3 separate regions of the Homo sapiens genome follow, and all the other regions are linked to region 2. The links are chromatin loops, found by intact Hi-C in ENCODE. Cell type or tissue: CD4-positive, alpha-beta T cell. All regions are shown on one strand.

Region 1 (8,000 bases), 250 kb before region 2:
AAAGGCCCTTATAGGGGTCACCCAATGAACACGGTACTGGAGACCCGCTGATACCCCTTGAAGACTAATACACGGATTATGATTTTCTTTTCTTTATTCAGATACTGAAGTGCCTGCCAGCCTCCACATTTCCATCTTTGCTTTGGCCATCAGAAAGCTTGGAACTAAATTTAATCTCGCGTCATAATAATCTTACCACCTTTTTGACTCCCTCCTTCTTTGGCATGAGTTTTCAATTTTCTGTTCCCATTTTAGCAATCTTATTGTGCGTGTATCTTTTATTGGAAGCTGCCTCCAATCCTTTTTAGAAGCTGACAGGGTATAAATTGTAAATAAAAATAAATACTGCTGAAATCTTCCCATGGTAGCTTTCTTATTTCTGGAGGTATCTGAAATCCTGACTTGGCTTTTGTGAAAAATTCAACACAAAACATCCCGTGCACCAACTCAGCTTTAAGTTTCTGCTTCTGTAAAAGATCCTGGGTTGCTATAACCCTGAGCTCTGAAATGAAAACTTTTCAATGGCAAATGGTAAATGTTTAGTTTCTAAAGTGTAGTTTGTAAAATGTTTACCTCAAGTGGTGGCTGTTTGTGACACCCCACTTTCATCTTAAGCATTGTTTAATATTTGGGCATTATGCTTAGCTAGCTGGGACTAGCTTGACTGGGAGGCTGGGAAATGTGGAGTCACTTCTGGCTGGAGGAAAACAGTTGGAGTATTTATGCGCTCGAATGGAGATTCCATGTCATTCCTTATTGTCTGCCATGAGTGGGACCAGAGGAGAGAAGGGCTTCCCTGCTGGTTGGAGTGCAGAAGAGGGAAATGGAGGCTCTTCTGTTGTGGGTTTAACTCTAAAGAGAGTTCCGGTTCTGGCTGAACGGAGATCCCTGAGCTTCCCAGGTTAGAACAAAGGAAGTTTCTTATCTCGGAGGGGGGGAAAAGACACCATGAGAGAGAGCCCAGTGCATGCCTTTATTTCAGTCCTTTATTTTTTGAAATCTTACTCTGTGAGATTAGTTTGTCATTTAAGGCTATTGGTATGTAGCAATTGTAATAGAGAACTCTACATTGTTCAAAAGAAGCAGTACACACACACACACACACACACACTCCCCTCTCCGTGCAGCCCCTGCACCCCCTCTTTCTCAACTCTCCCACAGCCAGCCTGGCCCTGCTCCTGGCCTGCGAGACCCCTGGGTCTCTTCCCCACCCCCATCCTTTCTGGACACTTTCCGCCTTATTCTTCCGGCAGCTATCTTGCTTATTTACCAGGGTCGTGTCTCCTTAGAAGGTCACATCCCCTGGTCCTGCCAGAGCGTGGCGCCTGTGGCCAAGGGGCACCCTCCCCAAGCTCACCTCCTCAAGACAGGCCCAGACTCTCCACATCTTCTGAGCCACATGAGCAAAGCACCTGCCATTTATAGAGGCACCGAGTCCTAACTGCAGGTCATATTTTCAGAGAACAGCCCTATTGATGAGTCTAGGAAACTAAACTCAAAAAGTGACGGCAAAAGTCATAGTTCCAGAAAGGTTGGCATGTGGCATTATTCCACTGCAGACAGTGACATCCAACCCACTTAGGTAGACAGATGCACCTTTTCGTGTGCGGCCATCATGGGGCACTGGAATTTTAAACCTTTATAATCTACTTTCCCCATTTTCCCTCAGTGAACATGGCTTGCTCTTCTAACTAAAGAAAGTGAAGGAGGGATATTTGTGGCATGTTTGTTTTTTGAGAATAAAATAATCGTTGCCTACAATACATGGGTTGATCTAAAACCCCAAGCAGTCCCCAGGCCCCCTCCCTCCCTGGGGAGTGGAAGTGCTTGGAATCCTCCTTGCTGGGACTCAGGGCTGGGCTCTTGCCTTCTAGGGCCACTCCGGTGAGGTGAGATCATGACAACTTTCAAGGTTCTCTCTGCCTTGGGAGTGAAGCCCTGTGGACTTTGCACGCCCACCTGGAACAGGCCTGCTGTATGTGGAACTGTGTCCCCACAAAAGGTATGTTAAAGTCCAAACCCCTGGTGTTGAAGATTTCAGTGTTGAAGCCTTCTTTGAAAATCAGGCCTTTCCATTTTCAGCAAGTTAAAATGAAGCTATGTATGTATACACACACACTTTATTTATTTTATTTTTATTTATTTATTTTGAGAGGGGGACGCTGTCTCACTCTATCACCCAGGCTGGAGTACAGTGGCGCGATCTCAGCTCACTGCAATCTCCGCCTCCTAGGTTCAAGCGATTCTCCTGTCTCAGCCTCCTGAGTGACTGGGATTACAGGCACCCGCCACCAGCCTAATTTTTCGTACTTTTAGTAGAGATGGGGTTTCATCATGTTGGCTAGGCTAGTCACAAACTCCTGACCTCAGGTGATCCGCCTGCCTTGGACTCCCAAAGTGCCGGGATTACAGGAGGTTTTTTTTGTTTTGTTTTGTTTTAAACGGAGTCTCACTTGGTCGCTCAGGCAGGAGTGCAGTGGCGCGATCTCGGCTCACTGAAACCTCCGCCTCCCAGGTTCAAGCGATTCTCCTGTCTCAGCCTCCTGAGTAGCTGGGATTACAAGCGCCCGCCACCACCCCTGGCTAATTTTTGCATTTTGGGTAGAGATGGGGTTTCACCATGTTGGCCAGGCTGGTCTCGAACTCCTGACCTCAGGTGATTCGCCCTTCTTGGCCTCCCAAAGTGTTGGGATTGCAGGCGTGAGCCACAGCGCCCGTCCAAAATGAAGCTAAATTTGATGAGAGTGGGCTCTACTCCAAGACCACTGTTGTCCTTGTAAAAGGAGAAAAGACAGACACAGGGACACAGGGCCATGTGGCCACAGAGGCAGAGACTGGAGTGACGGGAGACAAGCCCCGAACACTGAGGACCCTGTACCCCAGAGGCCAAGAGAAAGGCATGGAACAGATTCTCTCCCCCAGCCTTCGGGGACCTTGACTCTGGACTTCCGGCCTCCAGAACCGCGTCTGTTGCTTGAAGCCTCCGGGTCTTCGCGGTGCAGAGAAGCGCCAGGCCTCCAGGGCCTCGCCTCCCGCCGCCCGCGCCCGGCCCCGGGTCCTCCCTCGGAAGCCGCCTGTCTGTCTGCCGCCGAGTCCCACCGGGCTTCGGCCGGCACTGCCCGTTTACCCTCCGTCCCTCCCATCCCTCCCGGCTCCTAGAGGAGCTGGGTCCGCGTCTAGCTCCTCGGCCCTCCCCGCGCGCTCGGCACCGCGCACGGCCCACGCTGGACAGATGTCCCCGGCCCTCTCCCCGGACGCCCCCAAGGCCCCTGCCTTCCAGGCCGAGCCTCCGCTGCCGCCGCTTCCCCGCGCTCTGCAGTCCCCGCGGCGCTCCCGGGGCCGCCGCTCGGCCGTGGTGCTCGCTTCGCCCAGCAGAGGGCGGCCGAGGCGCGGGCCTAGGCGGGGCTGTCGCCGCCTGTACGGGGCGGGCGGAGCGGGGCGCGGGCGACCTGACAGCGAGGCCCGGCGGCGCGTCCCCACAGCGGCCTCCCGCCCCGTCCGGGACCGGGGCTGCGGGGATGACCCCTAGCTGGAGGCCTTGGCTGCCTTTTGCTCTTTTGTTTTCTGTCTGGTCCCCTGGAACCGGGGCCACTGGAGGCTCCCGGAAACGCGCAGGCGACATCTCCCCGACCGTCCTCATCAGAAGCCCACGGAGCCCGTCCCGCCCACGCGTCCTGAAGGCGTGGCTGCGGGTGCCGTGGTCCCCAGGTCCCGCGTCTGGCCGCGCCCACCTGGCATCTCCCTGGACGCCCCCAGGCGCAGAGACTGAGCCTCCTCCCGGCTGCAGCGTCGGTCCCCGGGCGTGGCCGCCGTTCCCTGTCCCCCGCGCGTGCTCCCAGGAGAGTTCAGTCCTCAGCGCCCGCAGCTGCACCCTCTCGGAGCCCCTCATTTACCCACCTGTATCCCACTCCCGACCCCGGAACTCTCAGCACCCAGGGGCCGCCCTCTGCATGGTGGCTGCCAAAACCCAAAAACCAGAAGTGGGCTTTTCCTAGTGCCTTTTTGAGATCTAAGTGGTGTTTCTGGCGGTTTGGGTTTTAAGGTGCCATTTTCTGTCTACTTTCTTTACTTTCTCGAATGACTTTTTCTTGTTATAAGTAACTACATGTTCAAGGTCAAAAAATGAGAAAACATAAGCAAAAAAGGCACCTGAAATCCCAGCTTCCATCAATAACTATAGGAATATTTTGGTGTCTGCTGCCACATTTTCCCCTCTGCGTGTGGGTGTGTGTACGGTGATATGTTATTTTTCCAAAATAGGGATCCCTCCCATCCACCTCGGCAATCTGCTTTTCCACAGAGCAAGGCAGTGAGAACGTCTCTCTGTGAACCACAGTGAAGACGCACCCAGCAGGGTATAGGAGCTGGGCCCGCTGGGAGGGCGAGTGTGGGCGGGGCATAGCCGGCAAACCCAGCCCACCCGAGGCCTGGCCAGGGGAGGGCCCTCCCTGTGAGCCTCCTGGGGGCCCATGGGCCCTGTTACCTACGTCGCCTTGGTTGGTGAGGTCTCATCCCTGGCTGCAGCTGCCGGGCTTCAGGGTGTCCTTTTAAAGAGCACCTCGAAGAAGAAAATCCCATCCTTTCCTCTAGTCCCGGAAGAGTCCATCTGCAGTTGAAACAACTCTGCCCTTTGTAGAGTGGCTCTTTCTTGTGTGGATTTAAATACAAGGAATACAAAACAAATTCATATTGACCCCAAGGAGCCCCATTCCTCCCTCCGCCTCCGGACAACTAGGGTGCCTCCAGATCAGCAGTTCTCAATGAGAGGCTGGGGGGAGGGGGTTGGTGGGTGGAGTTTTGCCTCTCTTCCCCCAGGGGACGTCTCTGGTATTGCCTAGAGACACTAAGAGGGTGCTACTGGCACCTCGTGGGTAGAGGCCAGGATGCTGCTAAGCATTCTGCCATGCACAGCACAGGTCCCCACGAAAAAAGAATTCACTGCTGAAAATGTCGGTAGTGCCCAGATTGAGAAATCCTGTCCAGATGTTTCTCGACACTCTTCCAGGGGTCCAGGAGCCCAGGAGTCCCGAAGCCTAGGTCTGCCTACAGCACCGTCCAAGGGGTAATGGCCCTGGCTGATCACTCCCAGGCCACGTCCATTAGCCCAGGACCTGAAACGACTGGCGACCAAGAAGGGCCAAGAGGTTGCAACTGCAGTCTGTGGAAATGAGAGGCCCTGGGCAACGGGGCGTCAGGGGAGGAGATGAATTCAGTAGCTGAGGCTCTGTTTCGTTTTGTTTCACTGTGCATGGATTCAGGTTGTTTCCTAAGGCTCTATGTGCCTCGTTTATGAGTCTTTCCTTTCAAAACAATTCAAGATGTCCCAGCATTTCAACCCTCTGACTGCAGAACTCCACATTGCTAGAGCTCAAAGGAACCTTTGACATTTTCCACTCCAACTGTCTCGTTTTCAGGGAGCCAGACCAAGGTTTATGCACAGCTTCAGTGCCTCAGTTTCTTCCTCAGTAAAATCACAAATAATGACATCTCTCTTTGGCCAGCCCCCCCCCCCCACCAACTCCATGCCTCGGGCACTCTCACACACATTATCTCTGATACATCTACCCTGGGAAGGAAGTTGCCCCTCCTATTTCCCAGGTGACAGCGCTGGGCACTCAGACTGCGGGGAACTGACCTATGACCACACAGCGAGCAGGTGGAGGAGGGGAACACCAGCCCTGGGTTTCTCTCGCCCTAACAGCGGACCAGGCCACGGGTTCTCAAGCATGGCTGCCCATCAGAGTCATCTGGGGAGTTTTAAAAATCCTGGTGCCTGTCACACCCCCTATCACTGTCATGGATATGTGATGGAGGCCAGGGAAGACTCAGCTTCAAGAAATGGTGAGATCTTTGAATATCTTCTTGGTACCAGCCCATATTTTTTGAATTGAGAACCATTAGGATTAGCTACAAATGAGTTTTCTTTCCATCTGAATATTGAGAACTGTGTTTTCTGGCTGCTCTTTCCTCCCTGGATGTTTGCAAAGTTGAAAAATCAGCTAAAAATATATGCAGGGGCCACACAAGGCAGGAAGAGTGAGCCCAAACATCCCGGCTCTGTGCGGGTGGCCAGGGCCAGCTGCTTCCCCAGGCTAGAGGGCGTAAGGCACCACATCTCCCAGGGATATTTGCATTTTCAGCAGAAACTCTGGAACATGGAAAGGTCTTCAGATGAACAGCATATCAGAAGGCAGCATTTCAGGCACCAAGAGGCCAAGGGAGGTGACTGGGTCTGCGGGGGGCTGCTACCTCACCTGCCTACCCTTGTGCAGTCTCTCCACAGCCCCTCTGCAAGTCTATCTGCTCATCTGTCTCTAAACTGCCTCAAACTTGAGACAAAGCATACAGAACCCTCTAGGCAGGGTAGCTTCTCTTGAGTTGGATGTACCATCTGCATTTTAGTCTCACTTTTGGTAATAAGAGCGCTTTGAGCCTTGCAGAGCAATTGGGCAGCTGGCAAGCTCTGACTGTTGTTGGCATTTTGTGTCATCGCGGAGAGGCTAAGTGAGTGCTAGTGGGTGACAAAGGCCAGGCTTCTGACTCAGGGTCCCCACTTCCCACCGCTCCGCTGACCCCCTTAGCTGCTGGCCTCTTTCTTGGGGCCTTGGTCATGTCTGAAAACAGGTGCCGGCTGCACTAACATTTTGCAATGCTGCTGACCGGGTCACCAGGGACACTGTGTTCACGCCCCTCATGGCACCTCCTGCCTTCAGCAGGGATCCTCCCCACCCACCGCTGGGCCTTGACATCACTGCTTGCTGCTTCTCAGCTCATCCATGGCTCCACCTCCACATTACAGCTGCTTCTGAATGGTTCCATCTCTGTCCTAGCATCGGAAAGGTTTCTTTGACCTTAAAACTTCTATTTTCTATATGTCTCCAAAATTTACATCTCCAGGCCAATCATATTATAACATTACTTTTCTCAGCTGGTTAAATGGTTTTAACGTGTCTTTAGCTCTCATTTTATTAATTTTTTTTTCTCCACATTCTCCAAGCTCTACTTTGACAGAAACTTTTACATAAAAAAGGTTTGATCCATTCTGCAAGTGTTTCTGTGTGTGTGTGCGAATGTGAGTATGTGCCTCACCTACTGTAATGATTCTCAAGTGTGGCCCCAGAGCCATCACCTGGGAACCTATTAGAAACACAAATGAGTAAGCCCAAAGCCAGACCTGCTGAATCAGAAACTCTAGGTGGAGTCCTGGAATCTGTGTTTTAAGAAGCCCTCTGGGTGATTCTCTTGCATGATAGAGTTTGAGACCCACTTATCTACTGTTGTTTTATAGGATCTACTCCTCACCAAGGATAGAGGGAAGTTGTGCCTCTGTTAAGATAGAAACATGTAAATAATAGCATTCTCGACACCATTGCAGGAGGTCAGCAAACTTTTTTTCCTGCAAATTTCTTCATTCACTATTTAACTTACAAAATGTGTATATGTGCATGTGTGTGTGTGTGTGTACACATGATGATGGCTAGCGATGGAGGTGGAAGTGGTGGTGTTAGTGTTGTTGGTAGTAGGAGTAATAATATTATTGGTGATGGTGGTGGTAGTAATGGTGTTGATGGTGATGATGGTAGTGGTGGTGATGGTGGTGGTGGTGATGGTGTTTGTGGTGGTAATAGAGTTGGTGTTGTGATGATGGTGATAGTGGTGATGGTGGTGGTGACAGTGATAGTGCTAGTGTTGATGGTGGTGGTGGTTGTGCTGGCAATGGTGGTGGTAGCAATGGTGCTGCTGCTGGTGTTGGTGGTGATGATGTTGTTGGTGATGGCTATTATGGTAGTGATGGCTTGGGCAGTGATGGTGATCGTGGTCATGATGGTGGTGGTAGGGATGGTGGTGGTGGTAATGGTGTTGGTGATGGTATTGTGGTGGTGTTGGTATTGGTGGTGGTGTTGGTATTGGTGGTGATGGTTTAGTGTTGGTGTTGGTGAGGGTGGTGGTGGTGGTAATGGTGTTGGTGTCATTGGTGGTGGTAATGGTGTTGGTGTTGG
Region 2 (8,000 bases):
CCAGATTTTGGGTTTTTTTTTCTTTTTTGTTTTGTTTTACAGAATCTCACTCTGTTGCCAACACTGGAGTCCACTGGTGCAGTCAAGGTTCACTGTAACCTCTGCCTCCAGGTTCAAGTGATTTCCCTGCCTCAGCCACCTGAGTAGCTGGGATTACAGGTGTGTGCCACCAGATCTGGCTGTTTTTTGTTTTGTTTTGTTTTTTAAGTAGAGATGGGGTTTTGCCATGTTGGCCAGGCTGGTCTTGAACTCCTGACCTCAAGTGATCTGCCCGCCTCAGTCTCCTGAAGTTTTGGGATTAAAGGCATGAGCCACTGCATCCAGCCCCGAAAAGCTAGATTTTTGATGTTTGAAACATCTACACCAAGTAAGCCCTTTCAACATTTTAATATTAAATGGACTCAATTTGTTCACTCAATTTTGTTCATACAAATCTGCTTTTTAAACAAAAATGAGGTTTCTGAAATAATTTACAACCAAACATAAAAAGAAACTTGTCACTTGGCAGTAAGATTCATTTATGTTATGTTTTTCTAAGAGTTTATAAACAACCTTGGTCAGCGTTTGGGATGAAATGACCCCAGTTCCTGAAAGAGTTAAACCACATATCATTTTTGTGGCAGGAAGGCCATAAGAAGCAACTTCCACAGAGTGGCACTTCAGCACTGCTGACGCAAAATGTTGGAAGACAAATCTTTCTTCCACAAAGAGGCCTTCAAGTTAAGTAACATCTCTGCACAGGCAGATAAATCTCATATGAAATGTAGGCTGAATGCCATGGTTTATGTTACCAACTATTTTTAATACAAATTCACTATTTTTAAAATGGGTAAATTGGTGAAAGTTTAAAGAATAAATAACCTGAGATAACTAGCTACAATCTACATGCAAAATCTGTCAAGCCATACACTTGCTTGACATCTCACTTGAATGTATTATTTACATCAAGACTACCTTTGGCAAACCTAGGGGAGCATAGGAACCACACACTCATTATATTAGGTAGGCAAAGTTTAACTTCAAAATTTGCCGTAAACTTGGCAAATGTTTGCAGCAAATAGAAATTACTGTTGGAGGGGCAGAAGTCATAAGTGACTCCCAAATAGATATGCCTTGTTGATATTTATTTGGGTTAACATTTTAAAATCCAAGACTTTCCAAATAACATAAAATAGTGACTGCAAACCACACTTAGATGTACCTACAACGTCAGACCCATTATGAGCAATGGCAGGTAAGTGTAACAGTAGAATATGCCACGACGATGGGGAGAAATCTTTTACTCAACCCTTATTACACTGTTTCCAAATTGCTCCAGTTTATGTAAAATAATTTGTATTGTTTTCTTTTTTAATTGTACATATCCCTTCTGAGATACAGAGAAAATTAAGCTTTTCCATAAATTCAGTATTCACAAAGCTAGGGAGTTAAAAGCCTGTAAACACAAAATTCACTGACCTGCATCAATTTAAGCACTATTAAAAGAGATTGCAGCTCAAAATCTAAAAAGAGCTGCTAATCCTGCTCTACAGATAGTAACCAATCAGTGTTTATCCTCACAATGCATTTGCTCTTCCTGTTAGGAAGCGCCGGAGTGAGGAGAGGATATGGAATACAAGAGTATATCCTAGTATGCAACTCACTCCTTCTTATGAAACACCTAAATAATAAATTCAACTTAATTTAAACTGTAACTGGCAAATGTCATCAGTTAACAACAATGATCAAGGTCAGAAATGTCCCTGCTATTATTTTTATAAAATCTGTATACAGATCACAAACACAGAAATTGCTACATGAAAATTTCTATGCATATTCACACGTGCGGTAAACACTACAAGGCATAAAAACAGAAGAATGTTAATATTCAGAACTCTTCAAGGCCATTTCTCTTAAACATTTCAAAATACTTTTGGATTCTGTCTCTACATCAACACCGAAAACTGACCCTAACCCTAACCCTACGTTGTTATAATGGATCATCAATTAAATTTGCAGAATTCCAAAATTAAGTTGCTTTGAGTCTGATAAAAATACACACATAAGTTATAAGTTATCTGCATAAGAATTATCAACAAGAGAACAAATTAGAATTTATGGTCAAATTATATAGTTCACAGAGTGAACAAAAAGTGTAAAACCAAAGTGGCCGTCGCTGATTGCTACTAGTTGGATTAAATGCATGTCTTGGTTAATCTACTATAGTTTCATGTGTTGTTTAGCTTACTTGAAAAAGTCGTCAAATGTTCCTAGATTGCAGATTGCAACATCCTACCTAAAACACCTGCAAGTGACCAAGAGACCACCCAGTGATCCCAAAGTCTCCATGGCAGAGACAGGATGAAAAGTAATATCCCGACAAGACTCTTCAGCATTTAATTAAGAACAGGAAAGCACAGGCAGGAGATGAAACTTTACAAGCCTAGGCGTTTCTCGGCTTTTAAAAAATGCTGTGAGTTGGTTTTCCCAGCAAGGAAGGTTGATGAGCATGCACTTGGCTCCAAGAAGCAGCTATTACACAAATAGAATCCAAGTGCCTGGCTAAGCCGCCCAGCCTCGGTGCGTCGGGTAACAGCCAATGGCGGCGGCCTGCCAGCCTCGCCCCGCCCACCTCCCGCCGGCCCCGCCCCTCCACCTCGCCCCCTTCCGCGGCCCCGCCCCGCCTCCCCGCCCTGTTCTTGGCGGCCTGGGCTCCGCGGCCCTGCTGGCGTCCTTCGTCTGTAGTTCCTGGCTTTTCCACCGTCAGCCACTCGTTTTAATTACGCGAACGGGTTCCAACTCATCCAGCCTTTAAGTTTGGGTGGTGGTTTTGAGAGGGGGAAAGAGATGCACCAAAGGAAGTAGGGGAAAAATAAAACCTTAAGCGCTGGGCGCGCCACGCGGGACGCAGAGGTTAGGGGCGCGCGGCGAGGTAGCGGGGCGGCGGCGCGAGACGGCGCAGGGGAAACACTCGGTGCCTGCGTGAGTCTGGCCGCGCCGGCTCATGTGTACGCGAAGCTGTGTCAGCAGAAACTTTAGAAAACACGCTGTGCGAGCGGCCGCCGCCTCCCGCCTCCAGGAGGAGCCTGCGGGCGCGCGGGGCGGACGGTGCCTGCAGGCGGCGGCCGCGCTTGCCCGGAAAGGAATGTGGCTGCGGCCGGCGCCTCCTTCCGCGGGGTCCCACAAAGGCTCATCTGTGCGCGGCGCGGCGCCGTCGGAGGAGTCCGAGCCTGTTCAGTCAGGCTGAGGACGCGGTTGTTTTCGTCCCCCTGTCCCCGCCCCCACGAGCCTACGTGCGGGGTAGGGAGGGCGGCACCGGAACCCCCGCCCGGGTCGGGCCGAAAGGAGCGAGCGGGGCCTGCCGGCAGAGGCCGCCGGGCTGCTGTGTGACTCGGTCCCCTCCGCGCTCGCCGCCCTCATCCTCGCCCAGCGCCTCCGCGGCAGGGTTAATTCCGCCCGCTGCCTGGTGGTCCCACTCCCGGGGGATTCCGGGGTCCGTGGAATCACTGGTTCTCCCTTCGGAGGAGCTCGGCTTCTTCCGTGGGCGCGGGCGAGTCTCCCCGCTGTACCGCGGGGCCGGGGCTTGAATAAAACAAAAGAAACCAAGGCGAGGTGTGGACGCGCAGTGAGGACCGGAAAGCGAGGCCTGAGAGCTGGCGGCCTGAAAGCGGTCCTGCGTCCTTCACACCCTCTCTCTAAAATCCCCCTCTCTCAAGCGGGCCCTGACCAAGAGTAAAAGCGCAGCCGAGGAGGGAAGGACGCCGCCGCCGCGCAGGCATCCGGGCAGGGACGGGTGGGCGGGAGATTCCGGGCCGCTGTTCAGGGCAAGCGCTAAAAGTTTCCGGGTCCCCGAATTTCTCATTTCTTTATCGAATTCTGCAAAGAAGTAACGTTCCTTCGGCCATTAATATTGTAAGAATGTATCGTTTCTAGCCATAAGTTCCAGGTTACTTTTTGTAAGAAAATTAAGGACTCAAGTAGATCAGCCAAAGAAACCACGTACAGCATAAACTCACGTACCACTCCTTAAAAAAATAATTTATTGAGTTATGACCAAGAGTTATATAAGGGGAGAGGTAACAAATCTTTGGTGAGGAAAAAGCGATGGAAAAAATATTAGAGAAGCATAATTTTGAGGAAATTACATATAGTTTGAAACCACCACTGTTTAATATTTTGACTCGCGATCTGAGTAGGAGAAATGACCAAGCTAGGCTGTTGTTTATGTGATGCCATCTCATTCAGTTCTACCTACTATTTATAGCTCCAACAGCATCAGAAAGAAAAACACATGCCTAGTGGCTAAAGCATTCAAACACAACCCCTTATAAAAAAGTTAAAGTTTGGGTTAATTAAAAAAAATTAATTTCATATTAAATATATATTTTTAGGTTCCAATTTACAGTTATGTAGTTATATATTATCGCAATAAAAAGATCTGCCCATGGACTGGTTTTTGGTTTTGAGACATGTTTAAATTACATCCCTTACAGAGTGCTCAACTTGTATGGGGGTAAATGACTAACATGATGTTATCTACAAGGTTAAAAAGCAAGAATAAAGAACTAACTACATTTTAGGTCAGTTCTTCATCAGAGAAGGAATGTTAAAAATTTATTTCCATCCAATTTATTTTCTAAATATTATTAATTTTCTTAAATAAAACATTTCCTGAACGGCAAATTTGCTTGTTATGTCTATTCCCTCCTTCCTGAAATGACTTTCTCCTATCCCTCTAACAGCTTTGTCTTTTGCTACTTCTTCATCCTCCAAGTTGTGCCAATTTGTTTCACTTTTTATTTATCTTTGCTAAAAGAGAAAGGCAGGGGGCGAAAAAACCCTAAAGGACTTAAGATTTTCAGATGGTTCTAGCTCTAGAAACATAATGGCTGCATATGAAGGGGAAGACAGGAGTCGTCCAGATACACCCAGATTTTCTTTTGGCTTGGTGGGAAGAATGAATGGCATGGTTGTGTCCTCGGCAATTTGACATGCTTGTGGTATATCCGCGGAGGTGACCCGCTGGCAGCAGGAAATACAGGTCATGGCACAAGTTGCAGGAGACTAAAGAACATGGATTCGCAGGCAATTAGATGACAGTTGAGTGAGCGTGGATGACTGAGTTTTATCATAAAAAGGCATCACAAAGGACGATAGAGCCTAAAACAGAACCTTCAGGAGTACCAACATTTAATGGACAAGTTCTTCCCTCCTTCCTTAATGAAAGCAAAAGCCACCAGGCTAGAAATTTTACAATTTCAGAACTGCTTTTTCCTCCAAATCTAGAGAGAAATAGGAAGTGAAACATGGACTCAGGTAACACTAAACAGAACTAAATTTAACTCCTCCAAGCAGTGGCTTTGGAGAAGTTAGACAAGTTTCTTAGCATCTCTGGGCCTCAGCTTCTTCATGTATATGACGACAGTCTGCTCTGATGGTTGTTATGAGAATGAAATCAGCACTTACCAGATGCTGGCTATAAACATCATCTGACCATTCCTGAAATACAGACTAGCCTCCATTCCCATTACCAATGCCTTAACTGAGACTCGCATCTCTCCTCCTAAGCCTAGAATACTGTGAAACTGGTTTCCTTGACACCAGGCTCTTTCCAACCCATTCTCCCTCACAGTGCCCCCAGTGTCCTCTTCAGATAACAGATTTGAACATGTCATTCTGCTTAATATCCCTCAGACCAACAGAACTGGGTCTAGACTTCTTACCTCGGGATAAAGGGCTTTGGAGAATCTGTTCCTAATCTGCCATATGATATCACCCCTTACCTCAACTCATTATTGGAATATGAAGCACCCTGTCATGATTTCTGTGCTGAGCCTACCGTATTTTTTTTCAGCCCTTTATTCATACAGATCCCTTCACTTTCCCTGTACATTTGCCCTTTGAGGTCATGCTTCCAAGTCTTCCCTGACCCCCCATGGTTGGAATGTACTGCACTTTATGTACTACTGCACTGGACTGATAGAATTTTACTGTTGTATATATAATCACATATATGTCTATTTTCCTTTTAACCTCTATGAAGGCAAGGTCCATCCATTGTGAATTTATGTATATTTTCCCACCTGCAAAAATCCATAGAAAAGTTTGCTACAGATTAATTTAGCTACTAAATTTAAGCAGAAATGAAAGAGATGTGCTGGAAACCAGAAATTCTCATACGCCAGAAATCCAAAACTTCAGATTAGTAAACGAAGAGTAAGGCTGAGACCTGAAGGTCTCACATGTAGATGGGTAATAATTTTTGACAAGTATCTCCAGGAAGCAGAGTTTTATCATAAAAAGGAAATAGTTATGCCGGGCACGGTGGCTCACGCCTGTAATCCCAGCACTTTTGGAGGGCAAGGCGGAAGGATCATGAGGTCAGGAGTTCGAGACCTGCCTGGCCAATATGGTGAAACTCTGTCTCTACTAAAAATACAAAAATTAGCTGGGTGTAGTGGCACATGCCTGTAGTCCCAGCTGTTGGGAGGCTGAGGCAGAACAATCACTTGAACCTGGGAAGCAGAGGTTGCAGTGAGCCGAGGTTGTACCACTGCACTCCAGCCTGGGCAACAGAGCAAGACTGTATCTCAAAAAAAAAAAAAAAAAAAAAAGCATACTACTTTTTGTTTAGACATTCTTTCCTACTAAAAACAAGTCAGTTTCCATTTTACTTATTACTTTACTTTTATTTAGAGACATGGTCTTGCTCTGTTGCCCAGGCTGGAATGCCATGGCACTATCATGACTCACTGCAGCCTCAACCTCCTGGGCTCAACCTATCCTCCCACCTTAGCCCCTTGAGTAACTGGGACTACAAGCACATGACACCATGCCCAGCTAATTTTTTTTTTTTTTTTTTTGTAGAGATGGTGTCTCATGTTGCCCAGGCTGGTCTCCAACTCCTGGGCTCAAGCAATCCTTCTGTCTGCCTCAGCTTCCCAAAGTGCTGGGATTTCAGGCATGAGCCACCACACCCAGCCCAGTTTCCATTTTAGAGATGTTTAGGCTCTAGACATTTGCACCACAGCAGAAGGAGCTATGTTGACTTTCAATTTCAAAGCAGATTCTGAGAAGCTATGACATTCTAAATATGAGGCCTTCTTTACTCATGGATTGTCCTAACTACAGGTTTGTTTTCAGATGAATGCAGTCTGGTCTCAGGAAAGACCCCTAAAAAGGTTAAAAAGCAATTACCTAGAGGAATATGAGTTTTTATTTTAGAATTTCAACTAGCACTGCTCATTTGTTACTACTGATGAATTCCTAAAGAAAGATGCTAACTAAATGCCTTAAATCCCTTTGGGAACAAGGTAGTAAGTAAACATATATTTTATAAAATCTAATAGTCATTTAATAGCCAAAACAAACATATTTTATAAAATCTAATAGTCATCTATTAGCCACAACAAACAAACAAAAAGAACATCTTCCTGTGGTCCCCAATAGATGTTTTACTGATTGGAAGTATTACTCTTGAGTAGCTCAGTGAGTATGAATTATTTCCCAATCTGCCTTCCCAAAACTCTCCCTAATCAATAATGTGGCTTTAAAATTTACCAGAATTGTTGATGGATTACCAGAGGTTTCTACACTGGGCAATGACATTTGAAACAAGGGCAATCCACCACTATAACAAGTCCACAGGGAAGGTCCATTCCCTGGGGCGCAGAAGTTGTGTTTGGTGTAGGTTTGTCTAGAGCAACCCTGTCCAACAGAAATACAATCCAACTACATTTGTAATTTACCATTTCCTAGCAGCCACACTAAGCAAAGGGAAACAGGTGGAATTATTTTGATAACATGTTTTATTTGACCCAACATACCCCAAATTTTATCATTTCAACCTTTAAGCAATACAAAATTAATGAGATACAGTAAGTCTTCACTTAACAACATTGATAGGTTCCTTGGAAGGCATGACTTCAAGTAAAATGCCCTACCAGGAAACCAAGTTTTCCATGGGCCAATTGATATAAATAAGAAATAAGACTCAAAATACTTACAATATTAAACATCGA
Region 3 (8,000 bases), 67 kb after region 2:
AGGAGAAAACAAGTTAGTCTTTAACCTCCTGATGTCAGGAAATGGAGCCAGAAGGCATGGATTGGACTACAAATGGTAGACTGCCGTGTGCAGTGGGATGGATGTGGACAACAAGCCAAAGCTGAGTTTGCAAGGCGGGTGACAAATGAATCAGAGATCTTGGAACATATTATTCTAACTACCCAACTACATTATACTGAATGTAAAATGCAGTTCTTATGAAAATTCTAAACATGTAGAGCACTAAAAAAGTGAATGAATTAAGTCTAAGAGGAAGGCTACACCACATAACAGATTCCCTAGCAGAATACAGAACTCCAGTTGTTTGGGGGGCTTGGAAGGGGCAGCAAGATGGACTCAACACATGGGTATCCTGGTGTCATTATCTCCATCAGCAGAACCCCTACTCATCCAGCAAATGAGGATACCAGCCTTAAAAAGTGAGAGTCATGAAAAGCCCTAGGCTGGCCTGAAATTACCAGATTCTAACTATGAAATTATTTGAGACTCGTGGGAGAAAAGACTTCCTGATCCCCTTTACAATTAAACAGAAAGAAACATATTTTAAATATCAACAGACATCATTTGTATACATTCAAGGGACATGATTTACCAAACCATAGGGTCCAAATCAACCCTAACCTAATTCTCAGATGCCACCTGGGCTATGAGAAAGATGCCAAGTGATGGACACTCCATATCCTAAAGCTCCAGCTTCTTAAGCCTGCACGGTGGTCCTGGCAGCCAGGATGCTGGAACTTGGCCTGCTACTCTGCTTCTGTGGCTCACACCTCTGCTTGACCTTGAGTCTGTGCCATCCTCCTACCTGAAGCTGACCCTGGTACTGGTGAGTATGTGGGAAGGAAGTGGGGATGTCCACAAGAGATCTTCAAGGTACTCAACTCTGTGATAACTGTTTCCAATAAACATAGATAACTGAAAACCCAGAGAAACAGGCAAGGAGAAAGACGTGGGACACAGTGGCTCTGTCACTTGTAAATCAGCATCCAAGTGCACAGCACTCTTTCACCAAGTGTGCCATTCTTACTCCTGGAATCTTGGTTCCTGGCCTACATGCCAAACCCTGCAACAGATAAACTCTACATCTAAAATATATTTGTTCCTTCAATCTCTTGTATCCTTGTAAAAATGAGGTAATTTTAAATGCCAGCTCAGAATACATTACAAATCAATAACTTACATGCCAAGAATTTGAGAGTCTTAACCTAACATTGTTATTTTCACCAAATTCAGTCTGTAATAAGATCCTGACCATATGGGATCCATAATCTAGAACTGCACTGTCCAGTATGGTCGGCACTAGCCACATGAGGGTGTTTAAATTTAACTAAAACGCAAAATTCCTTCTGCTAGCCATATTTCAGGTGGTATATAACAATATATGGCAAGTGGCTGACATACTGGACAACACAGATAGGGACTGTTTTCATCACTGCAGAAAGTTCTACTGGACAGTGCTGATCCAGAATATCCCAAAGTCCCTGCAACATCCTGCCTGCTACACATGCTATAAACAAAATTCACTCATATATTTTTCCTTTTGGAGGGAGATGCAAAATACACTGAATGGAAATCTCATTAAGATATCAGTGGACTAAGAAGCTGTCATCCACCCTTCACCCCAAACTCAAGCTGAAACTGCAGGCTGGTTAAAGAAGCCTCCATGGTGACCCAGCAGAGGGTCTATGGACTGACCACAGAAAGGGCTGCTGTCCCTAGAGGCCACCTCCAGAGGACTATTTCCTATCTGCCACTCCACTGCTACCAGCACTGGTCTGAAGCAATTTTTTTCCAGTCTATAAAACTTATTGCCAAATTTTCATTTGTAAGTGCTCTGCCTCCCAGGTTCCCATGCCCAGAACTCACTGAGTCCTGGCTTCTGAGAGAAGGGTGGGGGTAAGAAGCAGGGAGAGTTTATGACAAGTCCGAGTGGAAATTATGGGCCAGCCTCCATGAACTCACAAAAGTACCTGGGACTCATTCAAAAAAGAATGTCTTTTTCTGAGTGGCCCACTTGCCTCCCACCTCCTTCCCCTGCTAGAGGCAGCCCCTGTGCACTACAGAAGCAGAGGCCCTGCTCTTGTCCCCAGTACCAGGCCACTGGTGCATGTCTTCCCCAAGGTTTACATCCCTAGAAAAGACTAGGCCAGTTTTATCTGACCTTATGTCCAGAACCCAGCAGTCCTGGACGGCTGTCAAGCAGTTGGTGGTAAAAAGCAAAGCACAGGGCACTTGGCAGATACACAGATGAACACAGGAAGGTGAGGAAATAGAACAGGCGCGGCTTCCACCACCAGCGGCCTCCAGTAACCTTCCTAACAGGATAGGGTTTCTGAGACCAACAGCCCTCCTCCCTAAAATCTTAGGCCCCTGAAATGGGGCTACTTCATTTCTAAGATCCCAAGTCCAGGGCGAGTATCTTCTGCCTTGGACCCCATGACATCCAGGCTCTGTTTCTAGGGCCCTTCTGGAGATGGGCATAGGTTCTCCTACCTTTTCTTGATGTTTATCTTGGCTGTTCCTCCTGGACACAGGGAAGGAGCTGAGGCGTATCACTCAGGTGGCAAGGTGAACTAGCTTAAAAGGTAGATTTTCTCCTCTCATGTAGAAAACTTGATAAAGATAAAATTATGTCAATAGCAAATTATGTATAACTTTCAATTATTACAGAGCCTTTATATGTGTTACATCATTGGAAGTCATATATAATCCACAATAAGTCATTCTGGAAGACAGCACTATAACATATACAGAAAGGACTATAGCGTTGTTCTGGATCCCCACCTAGCCTCAGATAAAGTCTCTAGGACAGGATTGTGGTTAATATGTAATGTATGGCCTGGAACATACAGTAGCTCTAGGTTTATCACACCTGGTTGAATGGCAATAACCAGAATGTCAGAAAGCTCTGGATTTAGCCTATTTAACTTTCTGTATTAAGAGCTATCATGAGATACAAATTCAGAGGGGACACAAAGGTAGGAATTACACTAAATACAACAGATGCCAGATTCAGGATCCTAACACACGTTAGCAAGCTTGAACAACAGCCCCGACCCAGTCCAACAGCAGCCAGGAAGGGTCGATGAGCACTTGAGCTCAGGTGCAGGATGGATGAGACGTATCCTTCAGAGCAGCTCCCATCACAGTGGCAAGAGTGGGCTGCAGCTGCCGCAAAGCCCTGCAGACCCTGACGCCTCCGATACACGGCAGCGTGACGGTCCAACACAAAGCGGGCCAGGTGGCCTCCGCCAGCCATGCCTTTGGAGCCTGCCCTTTGGTTGTGGATATCACATTTAGAGGTGCTTATACAAAAATGAAGCTCATTAAGGAATTAAGAATAGGGTGCAGGGGAACTTGAGACCACACAGTGGGGGAAATAGTTAAAGTAACTATTAATAGCCCAGAAGAAATCCTAGTAAATGAAAACTATCTTCAAATACGTGAACAGCCGTCATATAGAAGAAGGATTTAGATTTACCTTGTGTGGTTTAAGAAGGCAGAAGTAGAACCAGGATTTAAAAAAACAAACAAAAAAAACAGTTCGAGCTAATGTAAGGAAAAACTTCCTAAACAATTTAAATTACCACAAATAAAATACCTCATAAAGTAATAAATTCTGTATCACAAGACATTAAAAATGATGTTTTAGTAGCAGTTTATGTATCAGGTAGACAGGGACTTGTATATACCATACAAACTATTAAGATTCATCTTTATTCTAAAGACAAAATACTCACAGATAAAAAAAAATCATATGTATGTGTGTGCAAACGGCCTCATTCCACACAGGCTGACTATGTCAGAGCATATTGCTTCGAAAGTTACATCAACTAAAGCATTTTCAAAATGTCCAACAGTTCTCCAGAACCATAAACTGTCCTTCCTTTACTATCTCATGTGAGGGTATAGTTCAGGAAAGGGGCTAACTAGAAACTTGAAACCAAAGAGACATCTTGATCAATATTATCACTCATACATTAAAAAAAAAAAAGAACTTCATTTTTAATATTTTAAAAGCTTAGTTCCTTAGAACTTTGTCTCCTCTGAAATTGTCCAAGATCAAGCAGATAATGGGCTAAGTCCAAAAAATAAAGGAGCAACAGAGCAAATCTGACTGCGTGTTTGAAAAAGCCTATAAAATGTTACAAGCAAAACAGGAAAGCCTGTGTTAATAATGCATAAACCAAAAGAGAAAAAAAAGCTGCCCATTTAATGGAATAATGCTTTTATCCTTGCAGTTAAAATGAAATAAACCATGACTATTAATCTAGTAAGACCATGTAAAAATGTAATTTTTAAACATTTACTAAAAGGGGATAGTTCAGTAACCACTCTAAAAATCAAGGCCTTGTGTACAGCAGTGTTTAAACGCTAAATACCAATCTCCTGTCTGCGGAGGCCATTACCCACCCTGTCACCATAGCAACGCTAACAGTATGCCTGACTTCAAAGACAAAGATGTAATTTCAGACTTCCAGCAGCCAGAGGGAGTGGTAAGAATATTCTACCCAAGCAGTGTCAGCTGATGATAAATTATAAAAATATCCAGGAAGGTTATGAGGCGGACGGTACCACATATTCTCATATTCCTGGGGGAAGACTTACATTAGTCAAACATACTAGGAGACAGAGAGAGTAAAACAAAAAGTAAACAAGAAAGAATCTCAATGGAGTCCGATTTTTTTCTTTTTTTAAAATTACATAGTACAGAGTTCTAGCCTTCCTTTTCTCTTGCTCCCAGGAGAAAATAAAAATAGTTTCTACCATCTTCTTTCTCATTCAAATTAAGAGTGACTGCAGACCTGCATGAATGTTCCAAGGGACTTGCAAAACCACCTCTATAACTGCTACTTCTATATTTGTGAAACTCTGGCGTTTGTCAAAAACCGTTTTAAGCACCAGTAGTCAGCTAAGGGGGCTGAGTGGATCCCTGTGTTGAAGCTGCAGAGGGCAGCCGTCCATTCTAGCACTTGGAGCTTTGCTTTCCAACCACCCAATCTAACCCCAACATACTCAAGATATTTTTAAAGCCCTGTGAAGGGGAAAACACTGAAAAACAATTTGCCAATTTGTAAGTTTTTGTGTCTTAAAAAAATAATAATAAGTGCATAAAGCTGACACAGTACTGTTTCACAATTACGCAGTTGACCAGATTTTAAAAGCACTAGCCCTAGAGTTGAGGTTGAGAATGCCACAAAATGCCCAGCTAGTAATTTTCCCAGAGGTAATGAAATACAAAAGAATAAAGTTGGAGCTAAAGTCTTCTTGAAGATTCCCTACAAGGAAGAATTGCCAGACTCCAAGGATTTTCGCTTACTCGAAGAAAGTCATAAATGACTAGCCTGGCCAGCAAACACACAGATGTAAGTTTTACTACAATATTATTGTTTTACAAGAATGAATATATACATTAAATTCTCTTTCTGTTGAATTCTCTTGTATGGTTTTAGGCTCAAAAAAGTCTAGTTCCCTTACTAACAGGAGCATGACACGGCTGCCTCTTTCAACAGACCCTGCTCCCCACTCCCAAAGGTGGATGAATGGTCAGAAGGGTGTGGAGTCCAACAAGGGCTGGTGTCAAGATCCCTGCCCCCACTGCTCACCGGCCTGCTGCCCACAACCACTCTCAGCAACCAAAGTGCACAGGAGCCACGGCAGCCCGACCTTCTTCCCACGACCAACCATGGGGGGCAGGATGGGAAATCAAGCCAGCCTCAGTGTCCCCACCACCCCTGCTAGCCTTTTGCTGGAGGTGGACCTATGATGGAGTTCCATGTTACTCCTTAGGAGCACAGCTCCAATTTTATAACGTATTCAAAGTCAGTAAGTTCGAGAAAAATAAAGCACATAAATTCACTCACAAACTGTTATCATCCTAACTATTAAGCTATTAGTGGCATGCATGTTCTGTAAAATTTAGACCATCACTAGTCTCATCAATTAATCTTGAGCCCTCATCTTTAAACCCAAGGATCAGCAATCTTCTTCCCAGAAAAACAAGCTAAATTACAAATGTCACTCACACACCTATCCCTCAAAACAAAGAAAAACACATGTATAAAAAAACACTCTCTTCACAATTCAACTCTTTCCTGACTAAATGGGTTTCCACCCTGGTACACGTTTTATGCTTATAAAATAATTATTTTTAAAAATTATTGTGAAATAAAAATGGGTTCAATAAGCTACTTCTTTGGACAGAGTAACAAAGTAGTTAAGCAAGTTACAGCAAAAACAGATAATTATTCAATCATTTATGTGGCATGACACCTAATTTAGGCCTTTGATAATTTTCCCAAACATGAAACCACTTTTTTAGCACTATATTAAAAACTCATATTTTGGACTCATTATTCACTATTTTCAAAAGAGTATATATTCCTTTATAAAGTATTTCCTTTTACAATATAATAAAAGAAAAATAATATTCCTTTCTTAAGAAATGAAGTGTTGGCCAGGTGCGGTGGCTCACACCTGTAATCCCAACACTTTGGAAGGCTGAGGCGGGCGGATCACGAGGTCAGGAGATTGAGACCATCCTGGCTAATACAGTGAAACCCCATCTCTACTAAAAACACAAAAAATTAGTTGGGCGTGGTGGCGGGCGCCTGTAGTCCCAGCTACTCAGGAGGCTGAGGCAGAAGAATGGCGTAAACCCAGGAGGTGGAGCTTGCAGTGAGCCGAGATGGCACCACTGCACTCCAGCCTGGATGACAGAGCGAGACTCCATTTCAAAAAAAAAAGAAAAAGAAAGAAAATAAATGAAGTGTTTTACTTTAATAATTAGGTAATCCCAATTTTTCCCCTTTACTTTGCTAGTCAGGAATGTAGCCTTAAATTTAATCATTATTCATCAGTAACTGCATTATCATGGTTTGTTTGCTTCTCTCTTTTTCAAACTTTTTTAAGAATTTGTAATCCGCTTGGAGCAGTCTTTGTTTATACAAACGTTTTACTGTAAGTCAGCTCAAATCCTTTCTGGAAGCACAAGGGTTATAAATTCTATATAAAAACATCATAGGATATGAAACATTCTGTCACACCAGGACTCTTTCAGTTAAAAGTGGCCACTGGTATATTTAAAAATAACCATTTATTTATAATTTTCAGGGATACATGTTGAAAGAATACCTCATCCAAGCTATTTTTAAACACTTTTATAAAGAAATTAATTCTTAAATTTTGATCATTAAGTTATAGAGTATCTGGGTAATACTTTATATTAAAATACCAGAGTATTTTAAAAAATTCATTAGGGAGGCTAAAATTGCATCAATTATATTATACTTCATACATTTTTATTGTTTTAATGAGAAATTAGGTTTGTAGGTAAATTCAAAGGTAAAACTGGTAACAGTAAGTATGATTTAAGAAGGGATATGACAGGACAGTCAATAAAAATGTTGGGGAAAAGTAAAGTGCATTAATCTATTTGCAACGGTAAAGTCATAGTCATTTCCTCTATAACTTCCCCAGTTACCTTTACAGCAGTTACCACTAGATCTTATGAATAGTTTAAACTTCAATAAATAAGACTCGGAAAGAGCAGCGCTAAAAAACCAGGACAACTTTCAGGTTGTTACCCCCCCGCAAAATACCACCTGGCCCACAACAACATATTCATTTAATGTCATCTAATCAACTGCGATGGAAGAAGGCAGAATTGAAAAAGGTATATTTCCTATATTAACGTAATTATTTAGGCATGTCCCTTTCTCTTACATCCCCATATATATACACAAACCTATATAATATTTTAAATAAAGTTTCAACATTAAGTATTTGACTTAAAAGTGCATTTAGTGATACTACCTGATTCACCATCTTTGGTCTTCCACTAAAGACCTGTGTTATCCTTCATGGCTGGTTGCTCCTATTACGGTTATATGGTGTTTGTACCAAAACTCTGAAAACTCTTTGAGCAATGTAAGGAGTTTGCCTAAAGCAGATTTGCTGCAAACCAAGTAGATCTGTAC

The links. Hi-C counts contacts between places; a loop is a spot of excess contacts. Peaks named below come from ENCODE experiments on the same cell type or tissue, not always from the same donor. Only the 100,000 strongest peaks of a DNase experiment are listed, where the experiment ranks them.
Region 1: a loop joins it to region 2, with 4 times the contacts of the local background. A loop is called at or near these places in 58 of 110 quality-filtered maps.
Region 3: a loop joins it to region 2, with 2.5 times the contacts of the local background. A loop is called at or near these places in 29 of 110 quality-filtered maps.

What each region holds. Positions count from the first base shown.
Region 1 is chr6:157,270,249-157,278,248 of GRCh38, reverse strand. No RefSeq gene overlaps it. Among named protein-coding and RNA genes, the nearest start is that of TMEM242, 49 kb to the left of the region's middle. RefSeq lists silencers at 3,054-3,613, 3,814-3,903, 4,334-4,493 and enhancers at 3,288-4,119, 4,120-4,952. In CD4-positive, alpha-beta T cell, a CTCF peak has its summit at 3,236; DNase peaks (open chromatin) are centred at 3,388, 3,678, 4,398, 4,818 and 1 weaker place; H3K4me3 peaks cover 1,834 bases; H3K27ac peaks cover 1,053 bases.
Region 2 is chr6:157,016,806-157,024,805 of GRCh38, reverse strand. All of the region lies in intron 4 of ARID1B (AT-rich interaction domain 1B), which reads right to left. Among named protein-coding and RNA genes, the nearest start is that of MIR4466, 240 kb to the right of the region's middle. RefSeq lists silencers at 2,531-2,620, 2,921-3,440 and an enhancer at 5,663-5,712. In CD4-positive, alpha-beta T cell, a CTCF peak has its summit at 3,047 (motif pointing right); DNase peaks (open chromatin) are centred at 2,625, 3,235, 3,735 and 4,895; H3K4me3 peaks cover 2,135 bases; H3K27ac peaks cover 3,236 bases.
Region 3 is chr6:156,950,219-156,958,218 of GRCh38, reverse strand. All of the region lies in intron 4 of ARID1B (AT-rich interaction domain 1B), which reads right to left. Among named protein-coding and RNA genes, the nearest start is that of MIR4466, 170 kb to the right of the region's middle. RefSeq lists an enhancer at 15-144. In CD4-positive, alpha-beta T cell, a CTCF peak has its summit at 4,602; a DNase peak (open chromatin) is centred at 4,448.